Regions from separate parts of the Homo sapiens genome. Here region 1 is linked to region 2. A link is a contact called in ENCODE Hi-C or POLR2A ChIA-PET data. All regions are on one chromosome and are shown on one strand. Each heading gives the region's core, a stretch centred on a gene start or an enhancer-like site at or near the end of the contact. The rest is flanking DNA. Distances are from core to core; before and after follow the strand shown.

Region 1 (4,843 bases), core at 1,599-4,098, 46 kb after region 2:
GTGCCGTACTGTATTTGCTGAAGGTTTTTTGAAGACCCTTTGTCCAGTTAAGGAAATGCCTTTCTATGCTTAGCCTGCTGAGAACCTTTTCATGACTGGCTGTTGAATGTTCCCAGATGCTGTTCTGCATTTGCTAAGGTGGCCACGCGGTTTTCTTCCTGACTTTGCTAGCGTGAGCTCCAGGAAGGCGGGCCTGTCCGTGTTCACCGCTGAGCCCGCCCGGAAGGCACCGTTTACGAAGCACCTTGCACATCCGGCTCCATTCTGCACCCTGGCTTCCTCATCTGGAAAATGGGTCCATCTCGGTGATCTGGGCTGGAGACCTCGGACTCAGGGCAGTGCCAGCTGGGCCCCAAGTGGAGGTGACAGCTGGGGACCAGAAGGGGCTACCGCATAGCCGGGGAGTGAGGGGCTGGTGCTGGCCAAGGCGCCTCTGACTGACCTCTGCTCTCTCGCCAAGTACCCAGGAGATGTCCCAGAAAGAACGGCAGCTCCACTGAGATCTTGAACCTCAGAGACCCCCTCCCAGGGCTCTGACACGCGGCGTCCACGGGGTCTTCAACTCACCCGTGAAGACCCGGCACCCTCTGAGGGCAACTCCACCCCACCTTGCAGTCCCACAGCAGCTGAAGCCCAGCAGGGCTGGGGGCTGAAGACCCTCCAGCATGGCTCAGGACCTCGGAAGGGCCAGGGGAGGCGGGCTTCCTGCAGGAGATGCCGGCACTCCCCAAAGGACTCTTCAGGGTTGGGGGCGGACGTGAAGGGAGGAAACCCACTCACCCTACTTGAATTCTGAACACGCACATGGATCTCGGTTCCACCTCCCTTTACAGTCTATTTAGGTCCTGCTCCACCTTGGAGTTCTGATGCCCATGAGTGGGGCAGAAATTCCCAGCATCATGGCAGGGAAAGTCGGTGGGGCTCAAAGCTCCAGCCAAGAATGGCTCTGCATCTGCCTGGTTCTCTCTTCAATCGGGGCTTCTGTGGCCAGGACACTGGCATTTCATAAATAATTACACATTCCTTAAACTCTCACAAAGCCAAGAGGAAACAAAACCGCAATGCTGAGATTCCTGGAATGTTTTCCAGTTATCTGGGCCAAGCAGAGGCCCAGTGGGGGCTGTGCAGCGCGCTTAGCCTGGGACTGGGCCGTAGTCCCCTTTCTTGTGGCATTTTAGCTAAAAGACCTGAAAGGAAAATGAAAGGCGCTTTATGACTGTGGTGTTCGTCAGGGTCCCCAGACAATGGGGGAAGCCCATCCAATCCTCAGAGCTGGCTCGGGGCAGCCCCATGGATCTGTGCCCTGGGACTGACCTCGGGGCCAAGAGAACCCTCAAAGGCTGAGGTCACCCCGCCAGGGTCGGTTTAGGTGTGGCGCCTCCTCTGGACGCCCCTGGGATTGCCTGCGCGCCCGGCCCGGAGCTCCTGTTCCAAGCAGGGAGCATCCCTGGACCGTGCCCTCGTTCCTTTGAGGTTTTCTGTGGCACGCACCACAGTTTAATGCGACTCACCCCAGCCATGCTGGGGCTGGTTTCCTGTTACAAACACAGGCTTAGTTTTAAGATCAAACAACTGTTTGGGTTGTGGTCTGACCTCGCAGGGGATGTGGCTCAGGGCCTGGTGCAGCCTGGCCAAGGGGTGACGTCCGGTCATGCTGGCTTCATTCCCTGAGCACCGCAGCCTTCTCTGTGTCCCCTGTCCCTGCCCACCTGGCCTCCTCAAGCGTCTGTCCAGCCCAGCCCAGGTTGCGCTCAGCAGTGGCTCACTGGCCCCTCTGCCATCCTTGCCACCGATGCCCAGCCTTATTTATTTGGGGTATTTCTGGGCCATTCCACCCACTCCTCTTGAGGGCACCCAGCGTGTCCCTTGCCCTGTGTGGTCGGCGCCCATCTCTGAAGTGCGGGAAGCAGGAAGCAAGGCCTGCTGATGGGAAGGACCCACGGCTCTGGCTAGAATGGCTTTGGCCCTAAGCCAAAGCTGAGGGTGTGGGGAAGCAGGAAATCCAGTGTGGAAGCCATTTTGGACGTCAAATCAGTGGGTCAGGGACTGCTCACACAGGGTCGTCTTCTTGTGACTTTTCAGGGACTTGCTTTTACCCCCCTTCTCTGGTGAGCTTTCTAGACAAGGCTGCGACATGACATTCTCATTCTGTTTGGAGCAGGATGAAGGGTTCGTGCGTAACACTATGAGGCGTGGACGGGGCTGAGAACTGGCGCATGGCTGCCACCTGCTGTGGTGGTGACCACCGGGAGTCTCCCTCGCAGGCTGTCTGGCTCAAAAGGTGACAAAGTTCCAGCCACGGGGCCCCTGCTCAGCCCTGAGGACACCCACACTGGCACAGGGGACACTGCGGCAGTCAGGGAAGGGCACCTCCCCACGCTGGCACAGGGTCTCAGCACAGGGGACACTGCGGCACTCAGGGAAGGGCACCTCCCCACGCTGGCACAGGGTCTCAGCACAGGGGACACTGCGGCACTCAGGGAAGGGCACCTCCCCACGCTGGCACAGGGTCTCAGCGAGAGACTACGGCATTTGGGGAAGGGCCATTTTGTCATTGACTGGAACTTTCTCAAGAAAGCATTTTCCACTTGCGTTTCCATGGAGGTCGGCTTTGCTGGAAACCACAGGACCCTGCCCTCCACCAGACACACAGTGTGCAGAGGCGTGTACCCGAAAAGCAAAGTGCGGCCTCACACGGTTCTTTAATCTGGAGCCGGACTCCTGGGAAACAAACCAAACAGACGCAGGTACGTGCTCAGCTCTGCCGTTGCGGTTTGGTTCAGGACTAGGGCCGTGCAGATGCCTGGCAACAGCCGTGCCTGGGGGAGGATGTGGCGCTGGGAGCCCGCAGGCCGGGAGCAGGCGCCGGGGGAGCTTCGGCGGTTCTGGAGGGACTGGGTGTTCCCGCCAAGGCGTTGCTGGCCAGGGGCACAAAAAACAGCGCGGATGGGAAACGGAGCAGCCGCACTCTGTCCGATGAGTCCACACGTGGGCGGCTGCGTTCAGTGCTCCCTGGCACGGGGACCCCAAGCCGTAAGCCGGACACCACGTTCCCAAAGCCAGGAGGGTCATGACATGTGCGTGCGGTGTCCAAAGGCCAAACCAAGGTTGCGGTCCCTGCCAAGTAGGCAGTGATTCACACCTGGGGAAGCGATGTGATTGGCCTTCTTCTATTCAAATAATGTAAGCATAAGGGACAGAGAACGCCAGTGCTTGCGCTTGACAAATCTCTGGGCATTTTGCCAAGGGCCGAGCTCGGCTCCCCACCCCCAGCCCTGCCCCCCACGTGACAAGGCCCCATCGGCCCCCAAGTCCATCTGAGCTCACACTCACGCAACAGGCAAGCCTCCTTCCAAACGAGTACCCTTTCCAAAGCCCAAGTGGCCACTCCCCCACCATGGGGCTGGGACAGAGATGACCGTAGACCTCAAGCCGCTATGGGGACTTGGGTCACAAGGTGCCGCAATGCCCGGGTGCCCCCTGTGCCTCAGTTTCCCCATGTGGGAAATGACTCCATATTGGCAATGTGAGGCATCGAATATCTGAGACTTGGGCAGCGTCTCGTTGCCAAGTCAGGGCACTGCCAGCCGGGCCCAAATTCAAGGCGACGGCCGAGGCTTGAGGCACCACGGCCCCAGTGGTCAGCGGGGGGTCAGCGGGGGGTCAGCGGGGCAGTCAGCGGGGCCGCCATAAGATGGTGGGGCCGGTGGGGGGTTTCAGAGGCAGCTCTTCCCCTCACACTCCGATGCCGCGGAGAGAGCCCAGGGCTGCAGGTGGGGAAGGGCGTGCCTGCGTCTCCGATGGAGGTGACCTCTGGGGCTCTCCTGCTTGCTGCCCAGGTCGGACGTCCCTCTGCTGGCCCATCTCCTGCGCCACACCCACCATTCCCTTCTCACCCCCTGAAGCTCCCTCGTCCTCACAAAAGCAGCAGGGCCACTTATGCGCCGTCCTGTTTTTCTGGACACCATGACCAGGATGGGACAGGACTCGTGAACCCACACGTGAGATCACACTAAGATCCTAAAGGCTTTGCGCTTCTCCAGAGCGGCTGCTGTCTCATGCACACCCGGCCTGGTGTGCCCGCCCCACCCAGTGTGCCCATCCTGCCCAGTGAGTGTCCCCCCCGTGTGCCTGCCCTGCGTGGTGAGGGCCCCCCTCCCAGTGAGTGTCCCCCGCCCGGTGTGCCTGCCCTGCCCGGTGTGCCTGCCCTCCCGGTGTGCCCTCCCACTGGGTGTGTGCCCGCCTGGTGTGCCCTCCCCACCCCACCCCACCTGGTATGAGCGCCCAGGTCAGCCGGGCTGCAGGATTCTCAGGGAGTCCAGGCAGCCGCCCCAGCCCCTGGCAACCCCTTCTCAGCAGGCTGGACCCAGAGCCTCACAGGGGCGTCCCCAGCACTTCCTGCCCCTGGGGTTCCTCTTCCCTGATTCACCTGAACCCAGACCGCACGTGGCAGACACGTTCCTGCCCAGACCCGGACGCCTCCATCTGCTTGGACCACTGGCTTCCCTCACGCTTTGACCGTCAGAACAGACAGGTGGTTTCTTTTAAACCTGGGCCACCCCGTTTTGCCCTGTAAATGCTGTTATTTTTAAAGCAACTGAATAATGTGATTTTCCTGCTTTGCTTCACGCCAGCCCTGGGCTGCGACTCTGCTGCTGCCTGCCCTTGCCCTGCCACTCCTGCAGAGGCCTCCTCCCCACCCACAACTCACAGTGGCCACATGGGCTGGGCTTCTCACCTCGGCCACCTCCTCCCATGTCACCCATGTGATGATGACGGAGGGCCCAGGGGTGCCAGGACTCAGAGCCGGAGCCTCTGCCCTAGTGCCTGGCTCTGCGTGGGA
Region 2 (4,353 bases), core at 722-3,221:
ATCCACCTGTGACCAGACATCAGGCTTAGATGCCCGGGATGCCAGGCACACTCCCACACTGCTCACTGGGCCCCAAATCCCTAACTTCCTGGGATTCCACACGACGCTGATGGCCTCGCTGTGCACCTGCCACTCAAACCAGAGGATGGAGGCCACCGTGACTTCTCCCTGTCAGTCACAAGGGGGTGTGGCTCAGGAAGAAACAAGGAGACACGCTTGCCTCTCTTGCCTTCATTCCCTCGTGCTTCTGGTTCCAGCCCCTCTCTAGAGGACTCTTTCTGTCCCCCACCAGTCCTGTCCACTCCCGCATCTCTGGATTGTCAGCCCCTGGGTCGTGATCTGCAGGCCTAGGCCTCCCTCTGGCCCTTCCTGCAGCCCCACCCTCCTGGTGCTGGACTGAGCAGCTGTGAGCTCACCCAACCTCTGTGCCTTGTTCCTCTGCCGGGGACCCACAGGCTCCCTGTCCTGCCTCTGCTTAGCTCACCCCGGCGCGCAGGCACAGGGCCTGCCCTCCCTTGGCCAGGGTCTAGGTGAAGTTGACCTTCCCCAGGCAGCAGTGGTAGCACTGCCACATGTGCAGCCACGCCCCCCAGGCCTGTGCAGCATGCTCCCTGGGGGCACCTTGTGCCCGCTCTGCTGGCTCATGCTGGGTCCTTGGGGGACATTGGTCAACAGACCAGACAACAGGGGCTCTCTCTATGGAGTTTAGACGCTAGAGGGGAGAGCAGATCATGAACATGGGAAGTAACCCAGCTCTAGAGTATGTCTAGGGATGATGAGTGGCCATGCCCAGGTGGTGGTGGGCACCAGAGCCCACGGTAGGTGGCACAATCAGGAACGCCATGCGAAAGTGAGATCCTTGCTAGGCCGGGCGCGGTGGCTTACGCCTGTAATCCCAGCACTTTGGGAGGCCGAGGCAGGCGGATCACGAGGTCAGGAGATCGAGACCATCCTGGCTAACACGGTGAAACCCCGTCTCCACTAAAAATACAAAAAATTAGCCGGGCACGGTGGCGGGCGCCTGTAGTCCCGGCTACTTGGGAGGCTGAGGCAGGAGAATGGTGTGAACCGGCGAGGCGGAGCTTGCAGTGAGCCGAGATAGCACCACTGCACTCCAGCCTGGGCGAAAGAGCGAGACTCTGTCTCAAAAAAAAAAAAAAAGGAAAGTGAGATCCTTGCCAAGGTTGAAGGCAGTGAGGGAATGAGCGAAGTGGGGCTGTAGAATTCCCAGAAGGCCAAGGAGCAGCGAGAGCAAAGGCTGGGGGGTCTGCGTGGCCTGTGTTGGCACAAGGCCACTTTCCTTCCTGTTGGCAGCCTGCTGGCCATCGTCCTGCCAACCTCCTTGCCAGATAGGGCAGGATAGAATTGGGTCACCGACAGCCGTGATGACTGTGGTGCTTGCTTCTCGGCCACAACAGGCATTCCAATGTTGTGATTCTGACCACTTCTAACATCACCGAGAAGATCGACGTGGCCTTCGTGGACAGGGCTGACATCAAGCAGTACATTGGGCCACCCTCTGCAGCAGCCATCTTCAAAATCTACCTCTCTTGTTTGGAAGAACTGATGAAGGTACCTTTATTTTTTTTTTCCTCTTGATACAAATGGATTTCTTATATGTTCTTAATTAATTAAGATAGCTTAAAATAAGCTCGTTCCAGTACGGAGGATTTCAACATATGCATTAACTCCCTTCTTAAATTGAAAACTAGTTTTGTATGTGACAGGTTGAGCTGATAGTTGAAACTAGGGCCACTGACTCAATATTTTTGTTCTTTTGGCACAATACAGTCATCATTGTTCATTATTTGAGGTACCAGTCAGTGTAGGGGACGTCAGTGACCGGCTGTGTTTACCTGGCTGGCTGCACAAACCTTAGTTCTCAGCTTACCCCGGGCTTTTCCAATGCCCTGCCTCTCGGGGGCCTGTATCCTTACCTGAAAGAGGAAACATCACGGGCGTAGTATGGGCCTGGTTTTGGTCACGGGGTCCACATGACGTCACGTTCTTGAGTCGCCTGTTGTGATGATAGGCAGGAACACTGTTGCCGTGGGCAGAGCGACGCGTGCGGGTTGTGTGTGTGAGTCAGGAAGGCCGTCGCCACGGGCAGAGCGACGCGTGCGGGGAGCGTGTGTGAGTCAGGAGGGCCGTCGCCACGGGCACAGTGACGTGCGGTGAGTGTGAGTCAGGAGGGCCGTCGCCACGGGCACAATGACATGTGCGGTGAGTGTGAGTCAGTAAGGCCGTCGCCATGGGCACAGTGACGCGTGTGGTGAGTGTGCGTGAGTCTGGAACGCCGTCGCCATGGGCAGTGACGCTGCGGTGTGTGTGAGTCAGGCTAGCAGGGACCTGCCCCATGCTTGTGTTTCTGCTGCTCTAGCCCCTGTGGGAACAGACCTGTCCCAGACAAATCATCCTGCAGGGGCCTTTGTTTAGGGTAGTTGGGCGGTAACCAAGCAAACCAGTGAATGGGGATTTAAACAGTGATGAGTTTAATGCAGTTGTTGCCACCTGCTGGTACCACAGAGTAGGGGTGTTAACAAGGATGGCACACCCTGCTGTGGTTGGGGACGGGAGAACTGGTCTCAGCCATGGACCCACTGGGCCTGCCCGGGTCAGCACTGTCCAGGCATGGTTTTCTTGGGGGTTGGGGAAAGGAGACGGAGCTCTGTGGAGCTTTGCCTGGAGAATGCCAGTGATCTGAAGACTGATTCTACAGCAGTTTTGCTGCCAAGGAGCCCCACGTGATAGCAGATCCTGCGAGGAAGTCGTGTGTGTTGGAGGTCCTCACGCACCTTCAGTGTGGGTTCCAGCCCTCGCAGTGTGACGTTTATACACTTGTACACTCGTGCTGTGAATCCAGGGGCTGTTTAAAGTGTTAGCTAAGAGGGATGGACTTTTTCTGGGACAGTGTAGGACAGGGGTAGTTTTTTGTTTGTTTGTTTATTTTGAGACACAGTCTCACTCTTACCTAGAGCTGGAGTACAGTGGTGCCATCGCAGCTCACTGCAACCTCCGCCTCCTGGGTTCAAGCGATTCTCGTGCCTCAGCTTCGTGAGTAGCTGGGATTACAGGTGCATGCCACCACACCTGGCTAATTTTTGTATTTTCAGTAGAGAAAGGGTTTCATCATGTTGGCCTGGCTGGTCTCAAACTCCTGACCTCAAGTGATCCGCCCACCTCAGCCTTCCAAAGTGCTGAGGTTACAGGCGTGAGCCACCGTGCCCAGTGATAGGGGTAGTTTCTTATTTTAGGCAGTTTATATGAAATTAAGACATGCAGATGTCACAGTGGATATTGAACTGGTCTCGAAAGCTCAATATCCCCCAAAGCACAAGCACAAACTGTCTTAATTTTGCTCACACCCCTCAACAAACCTCCAAAATGTTCAGACAATGCTATTTTCTTCCTTCTCCTTGTTCCTGAGTCAGAACGGTTCGTATTAGAATTCAGTCATAGTAAGTCAGTGTGCGCACCTGACTGTTGGCAAGGCTGCTTGGAAAAGCATGACTTCCAGACAAATGATCTCTGAGGGGAACTTCTGGTGCTCAGCTCCTCGGTCAGTCAGACACTGTCATGCTGCCAAACAAGCCTCACCTTTAAAACAGACAAACTAGGATCCTGCTTTGGAAGTCAGTGGAAGTCCTGGCTCTAAGTCCCAGCTCTGCCCACTGTGGGTTTTGACGTCTCCGAAGGTGGCATAACAGACTGGACTGGGTGCCTCCAGGTCCCTTCCCTTCCTGACACACAGGGAGGAAAAGTTTTGGCTCGAAACACAGAAGAGGCTATGTTGCTACTGGTTTCTGAGGCATGTTCCGTTATTTGTATTTGTTTGAAAAAGCAGAATGTGTACGCTGAGAGGCATGAGAGAGCGAGCTTGTTCCCTAGTGCAGCTGTGCATCTTGAGTCGTCACCGTCTGGATTTCTGTGAGACGTGGCGTGGTTGACATTTGACCTGCAGGTGCTGTCCCTCTTGCTGACGGTGCCTACGCTCAGGCCTCTGTGGACTCAGCTAACCGCCTGTACTTCTGTCTCCCCAGTGTCAGATCATATACCCTCGCCAGCAGCTGCTGACCCTCCGAGAGCTAGAGATGATTGGCTTCATTGAAAACAACGTGTCAAAATTGAGCCTTCTTTTGAATGACATTTCAAGGTGCAAATTGACCTCATTTTTGTAATCAAGAAGAATCCATTTGTGATATTAACTAGGGAGTCATTGTTTCCTTTGAGGAGACCAGGGAGGGCCCTGGGTGTGAACTCTCAACACAGTATAGGTATGAACATGCATGTACACACGTGTGTGTGTGTGTGTGTGTGCATGTGAGTAGAAACACGCAGCACAGCCACCTCCTT

Evidence for each region. A loop is a pair of places that touch in the nucleus more often than their neighbours do. ChIA-PET counts read pairs that join two places held with the same protein, here RNA polymerase II (POLR2A). Pooled maps may share reads with other maps.
Region 1: a loop to region 2 is called in a pooled map, with 14 times the contacts of the local background. The contact joins two enhancer-like sites. A Hi-C loop is called at or near these places in 2 of 168 maps with a recorded cell type or tissue (HepG2 and breast epithelium), 4 of 37 single-sample maps with no recorded cell type and 11 of 50 pooled maps. POLR2A ChIA-PET finds 5 or more read pairs at or near these places in 2 of 52 experiments (H1 and Panc1).

Annotation. Positions count from the first base shown.
Region 1 is chr5:956,008-960,850 of GRCh38, forward strand. No RefSeq gene overlaps it. Among named protein-coding and RNA genes, the nearest start is that of LINC02982, 39 kb to the right of the region's middle. RefSeq lists an enhancer at 4,669-4,843. Within about 2 kb of position 2,849, at least 10 of the 41 ENCODE cell types and tissues checked have a DNase peak (open chromatin) inside an H3K27ac peak, as active enhancers do; they include Panc1, where a contact is called at or near this core.
Region 2 is chr5:910,425-914,777 of GRCh38, forward strand. TRIP13 (thyroid hormone receptor interactor 13) reads left to right here. Exons shown (of 13, transcript NM_004237.4): 10 at 1,419-1,572; 11 at 4,041-4,153. Among named protein-coding and RNA genes, the nearest start is that of TRIP13, 20 kb to the left of the region's middle. Within about 2 kb of position 1,972, at least 5 of the 41 ENCODE cell types and tissues checked have a DNase peak (open chromatin) inside an H3K27ac peak, as active enhancers do; they include Panc1, where a contact is called at or near this core.